2 separate regions of the Homo sapiens genome follow, and region 2 is linked to region 1. The links are chromatin loops, found by intact Hi-C in ENCODE. Cell type or tissue: B cell. All regions are shown on one strand. Region 1 overlaps XYLT1 (xylosyltransferase 1). Region 2 overlaps XYLT1 (xylosyltransferase 1).

What was found. A loop is a pair of places that touch in the nucleus more often than their neighbours do. Peaks named below come from ENCODE experiments on the same cell type or tissue, not always from the same donor. Only the 100,000 strongest peaks of a DNase experiment are listed, where the experiment ranks them.
Region 2: a loop joins it to region 1, with 8 times the contacts of the local background. A loop is called at or near these places in 9 of 110 quality-filtered maps.

What each region holds. Positions count from the first base shown.
Region 1 is chr16:17,296,849-17,304,848 of GRCh38, forward strand. The region is part of intron 2 of XYLT1 (xylosyltransferase 1); the gene reads right to left. Among named protein-coding and RNA genes, the nearest start is that of XYLT1, 170 kb to the right of the region's middle. RefSeq lists silencers at 1-45, 6,566-6,635. In B cell, no CTCF peak of the experiment used is centred here; DNase peaks (open chromatin) are centred at 4,953, 5,523 and 6,413; H3K4me3 peaks cover 715 bases; H3K27ac peaks cover 2,794 bases.
Region 2 is chr16:17,412,726-17,420,725 of GRCh38, forward strand. The region is part of intron 1 of XYLT1 (xylosyltransferase 1); the gene reads right to left. LOC124903654 (a long non-coding RNA gene) reads right to left here. Exons shown (of 2, transcript XR_007065008.1): 1 at 7,050-8,000; 2 at 6,256-6,388. Among named protein-coding and RNA genes, the nearest start is that of XYLT1, 54 kb to the right of the region's middle. In B cell, a CTCF peak has its summit at 3,976 (motif pointing right); DNase peaks (open chromatin) are centred at 1,866, 3,257 and 4,106; H3K4me3 peaks cover 2,181 bases; H3K27ac peaks cover 3,867 bases.

The DNA.
Region 1 (8,000 bases):
TTCAAATCCCCGCTCCTCCACTTCCTGGCTGTGTTACAGTCTAAGGTCTTTGAGTCTCAATTTCCTTATCTGTAAAATGGAATCAAATACAAATAATCAGGAATGACTTTCCGAGTTTCTTTTGGTAGAAGAGTGGAAATGAATGGAGAGGAGGAAGCAGAAGTACTATTTAGTGACTCTTGTGAGCTAGACATTGTGCTCAATGCTTTAGATTTATGTTTATCGAATTCTCCTAACAACTCAATGCAGTATTGGATATTCCATTTTCATATGAAAATGCTGAGGTCTCAAAGGATAAAGCACTTGCTTGAGTCAGGGAAATGAATCCCCTTTCCATCTGCCTCCAAATCCATGTTTTATTAGTAACACCACCCAACACAGAGCACTTTGAACTTCTCATGTGTACTGCCATGCTGGGTCCTTATAATATATATCAGCACGGGTGCAGTGGCTCACGCCTATAATCCCAGCACTCCAGGAAGCCAAGGCAGGAGGATCACTTGAGGCCAGGAGTTCGAGAACAGCCTGGGCAACAAAGTGAGACCCGCCCCCACCGACGGTGTCTCTAGGAAAAGTAAAAAACTTAGCTGGGTATCATGGAGAACGCCTGTAATCCCAGCACTCTAGGAAGCCAAGGCAAGATCACTTGAGGCCAGCGGTTCAAGACCAGCCTGGAGAACAAGTGAGGACCCCATCTCTAAAGAAAATGAAAAAAAAAAAAAAACTTAGCTTGGTATGGGGGCCCATGCCTATAGTCCTCACTACTCAGGAGGCTGAGGTGGGAGGATCACTTGAGCCTAGGAGGTCGAGGCTGCAGTGAGCCATGATCATGCCACTGTGCTCCAACCTAGGCCACAGAGTGAGACCTTGTCTCTATAAAACAAAACAAAAGGCCGGGCGCGGTGGCTCACGCCTGTAATCCCACCACTTTGGGAGGTCGAGGCGGGCAGATCATGAGGTCAGGAGATCGAGACCATCCTGGCTAACACGGTGAAACCCCGCCTCTACTAAAAATACAAAACATTAGCCGGGCGTGGTGGTGTGTGCCTGTAGTCCCAGCTACTCGGGAGGCTGAGGCAGGAGAATGGCGTGAACCCGGGAGGTGGAGCTTGCAGTGAGCCGAGATCGCGCCACTGCACTCCAGCCTGGGCGACGAGCGAGACTCCGTCTCAAAAAAAAAAAAAAAATTATTCCTGCCGAGGGAGCCAGTGTTAAGAGCTATCACGGCTCCATTCTACAGATGAGGAAACTGGAGCACATCCTGTAAGGTCTCACTTGCCAAAATTTTTGTCTCCAAGAGAAAACCAGACCCTCCCTTACAAAACAAGTCAAAATGAGTGTAAAATCGGTTCCGTCAGGTGACAGCCATGAGGAGACGGATGGTGTCACATCTAGTGGGGGCGAGGGAATGGGCTGGAGGTATAGTGTGTCCAGTTGCAGGACCAAAAAACCTTGGCCCATAACTAACGTTCCCTGCACAGCCACCCCATGCCACACGCAGAGCCCAGGAGATCTCATCTCATCTTCACAGCACGCCTGGTGGCGAGTGCCCTCACTGTTCCCATTTTACAGATGAGGAAGATGAGGCTCAAGGAGCTGACGTCATTTATACCACACTGCTATTGAGTGGAGGACTGCAGAGTTGAACCGGGTTGCTTAGCACCTTTCCTGCTGCTCTGAGGTCCCTTAAAGTCTCTGTGAAGCGTAAGGATGGGAGGTGGGAGTCCTGAAAAACTGGTCTACCTGCTGCTGTGCGAGATTGAGTTGGGACAGTCAGCTCTCCCCTCTCTGGCCTCAGTCTTCACCCGGCAGGGAAGGGGCTCCACTGAAGGTCCTTCAGCTCTGACCTCCTGTGCTGCTCTTCATAGACCGTCAGCTGCTGCTTCCTAATGCAAATGCTGTCACTTGCCTCAGGGCCTTTGCACTTGCTGTTCTCCAGGCCAGGAAAAATATCCGTCTGGATATCCTCATGGTTCACTCCTCAAGCAACTTGTCAGAGGACACGCCCTATGAGAGCCACCACCCCCTGCCCCATAGGCATTCCCCATTCCTCTAATTATGTTGCTCCTCAGGCCACGTATCACTCTCTGGGCTATTAAAGATTATAATTATAATCTACAATGTCTATTATTAATATGTATAATATATATTTGCTTATTGTCTGAATATATTCTATTTATATATAATATTATGTATTTGCCTATTGTCTAAATCTTCCAACTAGAACGCAAGCTACTTTTTTATGTCCCTTCAGTATGCACAAACCCTGGCACATGACAGGCATTGGGTAAATATTTGTGGAATGAATGCCTGGATGCATTAAATCCATTTCTGGGCACCTACTGCACTTAAGGCAGACGGGAAATGCACGTGGTTAACCCACCACCACCAGAGCATCCAGCTCCATGCCTTTATCAACCTGGCCACCATGTTTCATCAGCAAATGTGAATTGGGGGAAATAACAGAATGAAGAGGGGGTGGCAGTAAGCCCCAGCAGGCTTCAGGACCAGATAAAGGAGGCCAAAAGATTCCATTTGCACAAAATACCATGCAGCCCTCTCCATCCCGTTAACCCGCTCTTCCTCAAGGAACTTCCAGAACAAACTATTGCCAAACACCATTGAGTTTAATTACTCAGATGATATTAATAGTGCAGCCAGCTTTAATTACAGACGACGCTGCTGCACAGGGGCTAAAGACACCCTCTGAATTGCTAGCGTCCCTTCCACCTCGCTTCTCTAGCTGAGGTCGCCATATGTGGGAGTTGATTTAGCCTTGACTCTGCCATAGAGACTTACCAGCAAGCTTTAGGAGAAGAGAGGCTTTTTGTCCCCTGCAGAATTGAATGGGGGCCACTCATGCTAGATTTCCCTAACTGCCAGAACATAGCTCTTATATAATGAAGGCCCAGGAAGGTCTGCAGAATGAGACTGGTTCGAGTTCTTAGAGAAAAGTTTCAGAAAGACGAGGGACACAGGAAGGATTCTGCTTTTCCCCCATCCTGGTGGACATGAAGGACCCAGGATAAGCTATGATGCTGCTTTATTAACGACCCTTTTTCAAAGCACTGACCCCGGCAGCAGGAATGGAATCTGGCCGCCTAGGCTTTCTGTTAATGAGATGAGAACTGAAGTTCAAAAATAAACTGTGGGAAGCCTGGTAGGGAAATACCAGATGACAAGAGGATAATCTGGTGACCAAAGGCATAAAAGGTGGCGGGGGTGGGGAGCCCACAGCTAAATCAATAACCAGGTCGGGAGGAATTTGGGGGTCAAAAGAGTGGCTTAGCTGTTAAGAACATGGTGAAAACTGACCTTGGATGGCTCCGTAAGAATCTTAGCTTTGTGGAGATATTTTTGTGCCTCTGACAAAATGCTATCTTTTAAGAAGTGTGCACAGACTTCATTTCTAGGCATGTAACCTTCACATTTAACTTGCATTTAAGCAAAATGATATGCGTGTAGGGAGGATTGCTATGGCGAGTTTTTAATTGCCAAAGACTAGAAACCACTTCAGCCTCAGCAGTTGTGGTATGGTTAAATAAACCATGCTATGTGAATGCAAATGCAAAATAATGCAGCTATTTCTTTCTTTCATTCTTTCTTTTTTTTTTTTTTTTTTTTTTGAGATGGAGTCTTGTTCTGTTACCCAGTCTGGAGTGCAGCGGCACGATCTCGGCTCACTGAAACTGCTGCCTCCTGGGTTCAAGTGATTCTCCTGCCTTAGCCTCCCGAGTGGCTGGGGTTACAGGCACCTGCCACCATACCTGGCTAATTTTCATGTTTTTAGTAGTGACGGGGTTTCATCACCACCTTGGCCACGCTGGTCTGGAACTCCTGGGCTCAGATGACTGCCCACCTTAGCCTCCCAAAGTGCTGGAGTTACAGATGTGAACCACCGCGCCCAGCCTAATGCAGCTATTAAAAAGAATGGGGGCCATGATATATATACTGAACCAGAACAATCGATGAGCTAGATAGGTAAGCGACAAAAGCAAGACACAAAATAACACGTACAGTTTGCTGCTATAAGTTAGACTGTGCTTTAAGCACCGTCTAGAGCAATCCATAAGACAATTCAGATCCTTTCTCATTAGCTGTGCAACTCTGGGTATGTTACTTTACCTCTCTGGGCCTCCGTTCCTTTCTCTCTCAACTAGAGCTTTAATAGGAGTTAGTTTGTATATCTAAAGCACATATTCTCAATAGGGATGACTGTCACCCCCACCAAGCAAGCAAAATTTGGGGGAGTATATGTGTGTGAGAAAAAAAAAATCTTAGGCTGGGCACAGTGGCTCATACTTATAATCCCAGCACTTCGGGAGGCTGAGGCGGGTGGATTAGTTGAGGTTGGGAGTTTGAGACCAGCCTGGCCAACATGGTGAAACTCTGTCTCTACTACAAATATAAAATTAGCCAGGCATGGTGGCGGGCGCCTATAATCCCAGCTACTCAGGAAGCTGAGGCACGAAAATCCCTTGAACTCAGGAGGCAGTGGTTGCACTGAGCCAAGATTGCACCACTGTACTCCAGCCTGGGCAACACAACACAACTCTGTCTCAAAATAATAATAATAGTCTTAGATATTGCAATGGTCAGCCGTCCCCCAAAGCTCAACCCTATCTGATAAAATCTTTTCCCACAGTATTTAATTTCTCTCACAAGGGAGAATTTATATTAAATTAAATTTTTCTTCTTGGGAGGGTGATAATGAAAGAAAGTAATGCTTGAGTAATACTGAGCTAAAGTACTCAGAACAGCGTGAAGCAGATGGGGTGACATTTACCTTGCAATGTCGCTGCCAAGTTTAAATACAATAATAGATGCAAAGGCCACAGTGCGAAGGCGTTTCATCAGACTCCACCGCAACAACAGGTGGCGAATGCTAATATCAACTCTCACTTCTTAGATGAAGACTCGGAGGTTTACAAAAGTGGAAAGACTAGGCCAGAGGTCAGCATCTGAGCTGGAATTTTCACCTGGTCTCTCTCTCAGACTAAGAGCTTCCTCTTTATGCTCCAGTGGTGCTTGGAGACCACATGGTCTGTTTGTTCTGGTAGCTTCCCTAAAATACATGTCAGGGCTCGGCACAGTGGCTCATGCCTGTAATCTCAGCACTTTGGGAGGCCAAGGTGGGCGGATCATTTGAGGTCAGAAGTTCAAGACCAATCTGGCCAACATGGTGAAACCCCATCTCTACTAAAAATGCAAAAATTAGCCAGGCGTGGTGGCATACACCCTAGCTACTCAGGAGGCTAAGATGGGAGAATTGCTTGAACCCACCAGGTGGATGTTGCAGTGAGCCAAGATTGTGCCACTGCACTCCAGCCTGGGTGACAGAGCAAGACTCGATCTCAAAATACTACTACTACTACTACTACTAATAATAATAATAATAAAAAAATACATGTCGAGGTCAACCCAGGCCCAGGTACCAGGATGTGTCCTTACTCTGCTGAGTATCAGCATAAGATGTCGAGTCTAGACCAGGGGACACCGTCGTAGCAGACAGCCATGAATACCTCATCCTGTCTGCTGTTAGCAAGCTGCAAAGCCTGCTGGTCCTTCCTCTTCCTCCTCTTGTGAGGCCCTCTGGAGAAATTTCCATCTGAACTGAGCACTGAGAACAGATCCACCTGCCATGAGCAATGGCCTGTGTCAATTATTTGGATACAGGGCAGTGGAAGGGACAGATTTGTTTTCCTTGATGGCAGCCAGAAAGCTCTTTGTCAAATCTCCAGTTCCCCACCATGGTGTAGGTGTTAATACCTATTCCAGCTCCAAGGTATGATGGTCCTATGGTTGTGTTTCCTTTCTTTGTCTCAGTTTTAATTTTTGCAGTCTTATTTTGTTTAGTACACCCATGCAGACTGCCATAAACCCTTCCTGAAAGAGGGATGGGTGTAAAGAGATGAATCAACAAACCACAGAACTTCAAAAGGTTCCAGAAAAAAGCCACCACTGGCACAATAACGGGTTACTCAATCCCCCAAGGCTTTTGAGGAAGACTAGGGAAGGAAGGGGTTGACCTTGGGTCTAGAATGGGTGAGGGGGAGAGAAAAGAGAAAGCGAGAGAGAGCTAGCAAGTGAGCACACATGTGACCGTGAGCTTAATGCAAGGGGATAAGCTGGGGTAGGGTTGGCAGTATGGGTAGGGAAGGGGAGTACATGGGAAAGGAAAGGGGAGGACTGGAGCTTCAGTCGTGATGGATCTTGAAAGACAGACCACTCACTGATTCCTTGGTTTACTCATTCATTCATTCAAGAACTACCATGTGCAAAGAATTGGGCTCCCTGCATGAGATACAATGATGTAAAAAATAATGACGTGGTTCCTGCCCTCATGGAAATCATATTTAGTTCAGGGGTTGGCAAACTACAGCTTTAAGACCAAATCTGGCCTGCAATCCTCTTTTGCGAACCAAAGTTTTATTGGTACACAACCACTCCCGTTCATTTGCATATTATCTACAGCTACTGTACAGCCACGCTGGCAGAACTGCTTAGCGGTGACAGAGCCCATGTGGCCAGCAAAGGCTCAGATATTTACTAATCTATCTGGTCCTCTACAGACAGTTTGCACACTTCTGCTTTAGCTGCTATTACTGTTGCTGTTGCATATTATTTGTGAGCATATAAAAATGTTTCCAATAAACAAAGAGACATGTTGATGCCCCCGTGAGTCCCCAGTTTTCTCTGCCATAAAACTGGCATAAGAGGGCCATTGTGAGGGTTCTAGGAAAAGCTCTAAGAAATAAGCCCAGAACACAGACACCTACAATCCTTTTACATTTTCATTACTAATGATATTACAATGGCTGGGAGTAAGAGGAGGAATCATTTCACGCCACATGTCTGTCTTTAAAACACATTCAGCCTTTTCACTCTGATTCTAGAAACAGGTATGATTAGTTGATCAATGGGACCTCAATCTAGACAATCCAGGCATTTGACCACATTCTCCTGATTTTTCAGATGAAGATTTTTTTTCCCATCATTTTGACATTTCTGGAACTGAGGCTTATCTTATAAACACTGTGTACATATGATTTATTAATTTGTATTTGTTAAGAGCAAATGATGTGGCAGACACACAAGATACAGGAACAAAATACATATGTGAGCAATGCATGTGTGTATATACATGTGCGTGTGTGTGTGTGTGTGTACAGGTGCATGCAGATATATATGATAGTTCATAAGACATCAATTTATGCTAACGTTGGAAGGTAAGAAGGCATAATTTATGCTTATGTTGGAAGGTAAGAAGGCAGTAACACCTTAAAGTCTGTCAGTTGGTAATAACCATCGTGGTGAAGGGAAAAAAAAGTAGATCAGAGGAACAGAGGAGAGCAGCAGTTTGCAATTTTCAGAGCAATGGCTGGGATAGCATTCCTCCCAAAATGACCTTTGATCAAAGACCAGAGGCAGGTGAGGAGCAGATGTGCTGGAATTCTGGCTTCAGGCACAGGTAAGGGCAGGTGCAAAGATGACTATCTCTGTCAGTGTGTCTTTTTTTCCCCCTCCTTCCTCCCCAAAGCTGTTGCCAACACAATACTGTCCTCCAGTCACAGAAATGCTGTATGTGGATGGTATAAGCATGCTGCGAAAAAATGCTGCAGGGATTTGGACCATTTGGACCGCGCAGGGGAGGGTGTTAAAGTGATTGTAACATGTTTTATTTCAGCTAGTTCTTCAAGCTCAGCTCCTTTGAAATAGCTGACATGTTTTCTTGGCCCTCAACCTGCTGTAAGCCTACGTCCAAAAGCGTCATATGTCAACAACCTGGTAAATCCACAGTTAAGATTTTTTTTTTCCCACAAAAAGTCATGGGAACCAAACAGGCTCTGACCAAAGTTGCTGGACCAGTTAAACCACTACCAGTTACTTCTTTGCCCACGGTGAGTAAGGCTGCTTGGGAAGGTAACCTATTTTCTCTGAATACTCTCAAAGCATTCAAGATAAATATATCTATTCATTTGTATATCCCCCAACTTGGC
Region 2 (8,000 bases), 120 kb after region 1:
AGCCCAACTGACTGAGTCCCAAGGAGACCTAACAGAGATTTACTTTCCCAAACAAGGAATACTTCAATAAGGGTGTATCTACAGTTAGAGTGCTTAATTCCTTTCCGAGATGTTTTCCTAATGGCAGCACTCCTGGGGAGAGTCAGAAGAATGTGTAACTGGTCAAATCCTGAACCTGATTTGCAGTCCAGCCCATGTTCACAATGCTCGTATCTGCTGAGCCTCTGACTTCTGCGACCAATATAGGCCAAGTGTGTCTGGAGAGATAATACATATAGCCACACTCCCCACCTTTTCCTCAAGACTAGTCCAGACCACAAGCTGGATGAGGTCAAAAACTATGTCTAATTTCTCACCATTGTATGCTCAGTGCCCAGGCTGGTGCCTGACACGCAGTAGGCAGTCAGTGAATACAGCCCAAAGAGAGGTATGGCCACAGTCATCCTATTTGTGCCCCCGGGACCTGGTACTCAAAAAAGAAGTAACATATCTGATGATGGTATACAGGCATGCATCAATGCCACACACTGTGCACTGAGGGGACACTGGGCTGGCTTCACACCCTTCAAGGACTCTAAGCAGTCATGCTGGGTACCCACACATGAGCAAGGAAGGGGGTGTTCTGTGTGTTTTCATAGATAATGCATTTGTCTATTTGCCATCCATTCATCACATGGCTAATTAGTTCAACTACACTTTCTTATTTTTTGTCATCATTTTTTTTTTTTTTTGAGACAGGGTCTCACTCTGTCACCCAGGCTAGAATGCAGTGGTGCGTGGTGCAATCTCAGCTCACTGCAGCCTCAACCTCTTGGGTTCAATCAACCTCAGTGTTCGGAGTACCTGGGACTACAGGTGCTCACCACCATGCCTGGCTAATTTTTGTATTTTTTGTAGAGATGGGGTTTCGCCATGTTGCTCAGGCCGGTCTTGAACTCCTGGGCTTAAGCCATCCACCTGCCTTAGCCTCCCAAAGTGCTGAGATGACAGATTTTCTGTATTGTAGATGCTCTAGCATTAGGGGTTTTATAGACCTGGGTAAAGACATCCCCTCCCAGTTCTAGCCCGTTCTTAGAGATAGCAAAGGGCTCAACCAGGAGCAAGCCTCTCACATGCAAACCAACAAACCCAGAGTCTATACCCCCTCAGCCATCACCATATCTAACTCTCACACACCAAGCCAATTTTCCCCCGCCCTAAACCAACCTGGGGCCAGGTAGCAGGCAGCTAGAGACCCCTCTAGAGCCCAAAGCCCTCCTGAAATTATTCAAGCCGGTCAATCCCAAACTGTTTGCCCTGCCTTGCCTCACCTTTCCTGTGGGAACCCCAGTAAAGGTTCTGGCCTAGATTTTCTCCTTACTCCTGTCTTCTGCCTCCAAACCAAAAAACCAGGGCCTCCTGCTGTGGCCCTGCAAGCATGCTGTGCCTCTTCTTTCTAGGGAAACTGAGTCACACTAAACTTTCAAGGGCATTGACCTCACTGTGATGTCACCCAGACATCTCTATTTATTTATTTGGTGGGCTTTATTTCTATTTATTTGACCTCGCTGTGTTGTCACCCAGACACCTTTATTTACTTATTCATTTATTTGGTGGGCTTCATTTATTTGTATTTATTTTTTAGAGACAGGGTCTTGCTCTATCACCCAGGCCAGAGTACAGTGGCACAATCATAGCTCACTACAGTCTCGACCTCCTGGGCTCAAGCAATCCTCCAGCTTTAGCCTCTGGAGTGGCTGGGACCACAGGTGCACACCACTATGCCTGGCTATCAGACATCTTTATAAATTAAGACCCAGGCACAAAACGAGACGGACCCGTGGATGAGTCTCCTTGTAAGCGCCTTGCTTTCTCCGCTTCCTCCCACACTCCACTGGGCACCCACAGGAAGCCCTGACACACATAATGAGAAATGAGCAAAAGGGCATTTCTGCAAAGGGAGATGAAAAACAAATCTTAGAGGAGTGGCGAGTGTCCTGGTTAAGGCTATGGAGCCAGGCAGCCTGGGTTTGCTTGAAGGTCACCCCTGCCACCACCTCCTCACTGTGTGTACCAGCGCAGCCCCTCACCACCCTCAACTGCCGTTTGCTCAGTTATGGAACGGGGACCAGGACAACACAAGATGCTGTGAGATTAAAGCGCATGAATACCCAACGGGGCCGGCATGTGGTGAGCACTGTGTGGACGGTAACTGCGATGATTCCTCACTCTGCCTTCTCCAAGGGAATCAGAACTGCAGACCCCCCGCAGAGAAAAACGATCACACCCTTTATTCAGCACTTCCCGCGTGTCTGACACACAGCACCCACAGCCTGGGGTATAAACACCAAAAACCACCCTCACAGGGGCGGAATGATGTTCATTCCCATTTTGCAGAAGGGAAAACTGAGGTTCAGAGAGGTTAAGCAGGTTTCCCCCAAAACACAAAGCTGGAATTGGTGCGTGCAGCCAGGATTTCTGACTCCAAAAACTCTCCTCTCCTCTCCCTACTTTCAATCTCCCCCATTTCTGATCCCCTCCCCTCCACTGCAACACATATATATTGAGTGCCTACTGTATGCGAAGAGCTGGTGCAGGAGTTGAGAACACAGCAGTGAGCAACACTGCTGGAATCCGAGTCTTTATGAATCCTACAGGCAGCAGGAAAGAGGTCATTGAGGGGTAATCTCAGAAATAAATGGAGGCCGGGCGCGGTGGCTCACGCCTGTAATCCCACCACTTTGGGAGGCCGAGGCGGGCGGATTGCCTAAGCTCAGGAGTTCAAGACCACCCTGGGCAACATGGTGAAACCCCATCTCCACTAAAAAATACAAAAAATTAGCTGGGTGTGGTGGCACGTGACTGTAGTCCCAGCTACTCAGGAGGCTGTGGCAGGAGAACCGCTTGAGTCCGGGAGGCAGAGGTTGCAGTGAGCTGAGATAGCACCATTGCACTCCAGCTTGGGCTACAGAGTGAGACTCTGTCTCAAAAAAAGGAAAAAAAAACCCACAGAAATAAATGGAGAGTTCAGATGGGGATGAGAGCTATGGAGGAAAAGGAGAAGCTGCTGTGGTGAGCAGGAATACGAGATTCCATTTGCTGTGCATGCAGTGTGTCAGACACACGGGAAGTGTTGAATAAAGGGTGTAATCATGGAATCAAATGGATCCCTGATCATGGATCAAGAATCACAGACAGCTTCTATGGGGAAGAACATTCTGGAAGGAACAGCAAGCATGAAGGTCCCCAAATGGGACAGGACTGGATATGTTTGAGGAACTACCAGAAAGTCAGTATGGCAGTGACACAGTGACAAGAGAAAAGCAGGCAATGAGAGGAGAGCAGAGGTCCTACCAAGCTCGGCCCTCCCGACAATTTGGGTTGGATCACTGTTTGCTGTGGCGCTGTCCTGCACTCTGTAGAATAAGATGTTTAGTGGCACCCCTGGTCTGTACCCACTAAATGCCTATACAGCTCCCGCCCTGTCCTGCCAACCAAAAATGTCTCCAGACATTGCCAGATAATGCACCCCACATCCCTTCCGGGATAAACTGTGAGACTCCACGGCGATGCTATTTCAGGGACAAAAAGAAGCCTGTGCTTATGGAACAGAAACTGGCCTTGCCACGACCTCATTAGTGGAGAGGATGGGCCCCACTCATTTGGGGGAATTATTTGGGGAAAAGTATAAACTCCCTAGCTCAGCAGACTGCGAGCTCCCCATGAAAGGCCATGTGTCCTGGTTCCTCACACGGGGCCTGAGATGCGAAAGCACAGAGGGTACCTGGGAGGGACTGAGAAAGGAGGGGACTGTGGGGTCCAGTGGGCACATCCCTATCACAATCAGCCTGTGCAGCTAGGAGGCTGCCACGCACATCGGCAGACTCTGGCTTTCAAAATGACCCTGGAGGAGCTGCGGCTCCTGCTGGCATGTCAATGTCAACAGCCTTTACCCTCCCCAGCTCCTGGAATGCTAGAATTTAGATTCTCAGTTCTGCGGGAGAGCAGGACAGATTTACGGAATTCTCAGCGGCTGCCTCCACCAGGGGTTGCCAGGGGCAAGCATCTGCACCGTGGTGAAACATCTCTTTGAACAAGGAAGTGAGAGTGAGCATGTGCATTAACTATCGGAGATGTGGGGGAGAGGAGGAAGCCATGCAAATGAGCACGGACAGCCAGCAGAGACGTTTAACCTTGGTGCTGCTAGAGTACCCACAAGTGCTAACGAGGTGGCTGGTGTTGCTTTAATAATCAAATAATAACCAGGCAATGGTTTAGATCCATTTTGGACCCTTCACAATTCCCAGGACTACACTTAACAGTTTGGTAAGACTTTATGGATAGCTTGCAAGTTTGAAGGCGTAACTTTGTAAGCTCAGTTTTGACCCTGGAGGAAGGAGGTCATGAGTAAGATAGGGACACCAAAAAGAAGTCAGGTGGTATGCTTTTTCCATTGACTCACAGTCATTTCCAGGAGAAAAGAAAACATCACTGTGCAAGGCTCTACTGACTCTCTTAATTTATCCTCACAACAGCCTCGTATAGTAAATATTATCCTATTTTACATGGGAGAAAAATGAAGTTTAGAAGCTTGGGAAATCTGGTCTTCATTATTTGGCTACTAACCCTTAGTTTCCATCACAATTCCCTCATTCTCTCAGCTCTAGTCTAGTCTGGATCCTTTTGCAGTCCTGCCCCAGGACCTTGGCACAGGTTGTTTCCTGTGCCTGGATTACTCTGACCTCCCTTCTTCACCTGGTTAACGCGACTTAACCTTCCCATTCCTGCTTGCTCATCTCCCAGAGCCTCCTCTGGGCTTTTTCCAGGCCAAACTACTCTAACAAAAGCTCTCTTAGCATCAAGACTGCTGCTTCTGCATCAGGACTCTTCAAAGTTACAATTTAACAAAGAAGCCGGCGTGTGCTAGTTCACCACCGTAGGCATATGCGTCAGATTCAAGATGGCTTCAAATTCTTTGACATGCCTTTATCGAAAGGTAGTGTCTTATTCCCCTCCTCTTGAAGCCAAGATGGCCTTACTGACTCAGCTGACCAATTGAATGCAGTGAAAGTGATGTTCTGGGAATTCTAAGCCTCAATGATAACATACATACCTTTGCAGCTCCTGCTGGACCTCTTAGAATATTTACTCTGGGGAAACTCCCTCTTGGAACCCAGCCACCATGTGGCAAGAAGCCCAAGACACACAGGATAGACCATGTCTGATGCAGCCAACAGCTCCAGCTGAGCTCCCCCCAACAACCCTCACCAACTGCCAGGCACGTGCATGAGACACCTTGAGCAACCACCACAGCCAAACCTTCAGATGATCACAGCCCACTCCATATGTGTCAGTAACATATGCAGAAATCCAAGAAAGAACCATCCAGCCACGTCTAGTCAGCCCACAAAACCTTGAGAGATGATACTAAAGCACTGTTTTAGTCATTACGTTAGAGAACTATTTGTTACACAGCAGTAGATGATCAGAACCCTGTAAGATCCAGCATAATGAACAGTTGTTCAGCTTGTACACACCTTAGGCAGCAGCTAGGACTAGATGCTTAATAAATATATTATTTATGGATTAGACAAAGAATGTAGTGTGTGAAAAGATTAAGGTGGAGGCTGGATTTATACCCGTTTATATAACTCCAAGTTCCTCCTCTCTTTTCTTTTTAACCATAGCCTAATGCTCCCTTAAAAACAATAAAACCATTTTATTTCCAGCCTATCATATTTGATGCAGGTTTGGGAGGAAGAATACAATATTCAGACAGAGCCATGTCACAACAAAATGGCAGCTTTGGTTGCTTGTCATGCCTGGAAAAAAGTTCAGAGTTAAAAAAAAAAGTAGCTTGAGGCTGGGTGTGGTAGCTTACACCTATAATCCTAGCACTTTTGGAGGCTAAGGTGGGTAGACTGCTTGAGCCTAGGAGTTTGAGACCAGCCTGGGCAATATGGCAAAACCCTGTCTCTACAAAAAATACAAAAATAAGCCATCCATGGTGGTGAATGCCTGTAGTCCCAGCTAGTTGGGAGTCTGAGGTGGGAGGCTCGCTTGAGACCTGGACATTGAGGCTGCAGAGAGCCATGATGGTACCACTGCACTCCAGCCTGGGTGACAGAGCAAGATCCTGTCTCAAAAAATAAATAAATAAATAAAAAGGCTGTTCTTATGTCATTACACTCATTGACAGCACAGGGGTCTCTATGCCCTCTCTGCAGTTATAGCATGAGCGCTGCTGTAGGCGATATCTAAATGAATGGGTATAGCTGTGTTCCAATAAAGCTTTATTTACAAAAACAGGCAGTGGGCCAGATTCGCCCAACCCTAGTACACAGCATAATACAGTGGTCTTTCAATTTAGCAGTAAGCACGCAGTATAGGGAAAAGTTAATCCACGGACCTCTTTTTCCTTCTGTAAATTGAAAGAGAGGGAGCCTGCTTCCTTTGATTTGAGTATGGAATGACCTTGGCTAGTTCGTGAAGCCATCCATGGTGGTGAATGCCTGTAGTCCCAGCTAGTCGGGAGTCTGAGGTGGAAGGCTCGCTTGAGACCTGGAGGTTGAGGCTGCAGAGAGCCAGGATGGTACCACTGCGCTCCAGCCTGGGCGACAGAGCAAGATCCTGTCTCAAAAACAAAAACAAAAAAAGATAGACTGCTCTTATGTCATTACACTCATTGACATAGCTCAGGGGTCTCTATGCCCTCTATGCAGTTATAGCATGAGCTATAGACAATAGGTAAATGAATGGGCATAGCTGTGTTCCAATAAAGCTTTATTTACAAAAACAGGCAGTGGGCCAGATTCGCCCATCCCTGGTACACAGCATAATACAGTGGCCTTTCAATTTAGCAGTAGCCACGCAGTTTGTAAACTCAATGAAACAGGCAATGCCTTTGACTGAAATGACTCTTGGTACTTTAATTTTGCATTTTAGACAACATCTTTCACTGCATTTTCACATGCTGAAATGGGTTCAGATTTCTAAAATATAAGAAAAAGTTACAGTAAAACAAAACAAAACAAAAAACACTTAATATAGGGAAAAGCTAATCCATGGACCTCTTTTTCCTTCTGTAAATTGAAAGAGAGGGAGCCTGCTTCCTTTGATTTGAGTATGGAATGACCTTGGCTAGTTCATGAAGGCAGGAACATTCCATGAGACAGGAGTTAGGAAACCACTGGGTCACTCATAGCAAGGATAATTTCCCCTCACTGGCCCTCAAAGAACTATTTGTTGATAAATAATGAATCCAAAATCTATTGGAAGGAGAGTAATCCACTCATTACTGTTAGTCCATTCAATAGGGCTCAATGACTGGGTGAAGTTTATTCAAAGCAGCAAAATATCATCTAATGGCTTGCTCTTTTGTCTTTGTAGGATCAAGCCTTTCATCTTAGAAAGTGCTACCCACGTTATCCAAAACTAGCAAAAATAATTTAATTAATGTGTATATAAGCCACAAGTGCCCAAATTATAGCTTGTGCCCAAACCCTAGGTAATGCTAGAGTTATACACATAATTTTTTAATTTCGTATTTTCAAGAAATGATAGACCCTATAAATTATATTTTTAAATGAGCCAGGAAGTAATGGCTAATGTTAATTCTTAGGCAACAGAAACGTGCTACGCTAATTATTATTAGCAATAATGGCTCAATGGGTAAAGAACTTCTGAACTCACAAAGCAATTTTTAAAAACTGTATTGCATTGTTTCATACCTAAAAGAGTCCCAGGGTTAGGTAATTTTTTTCATTTTATAGGTGAATAAAGGGAGACGCAGGGTAGGTACCTGCTCATAGTCATAGCTAAGTAGCCAGGACTCGGTTGCTATCCAAGGCTTCTTCTATCTGGAACACTTCAAGAGAACAAGGCAACTCCTCTCCAAATATAATTAATATGCAACCTCTCTTCCTATTATTCTTTGTGAAGTTTAGCACTATCCAAAAAAATGTACTAGGCTAATTATTCAGATTTTTTTTTGCGAAGGGTGCAAATGTTCTTTCTATTGA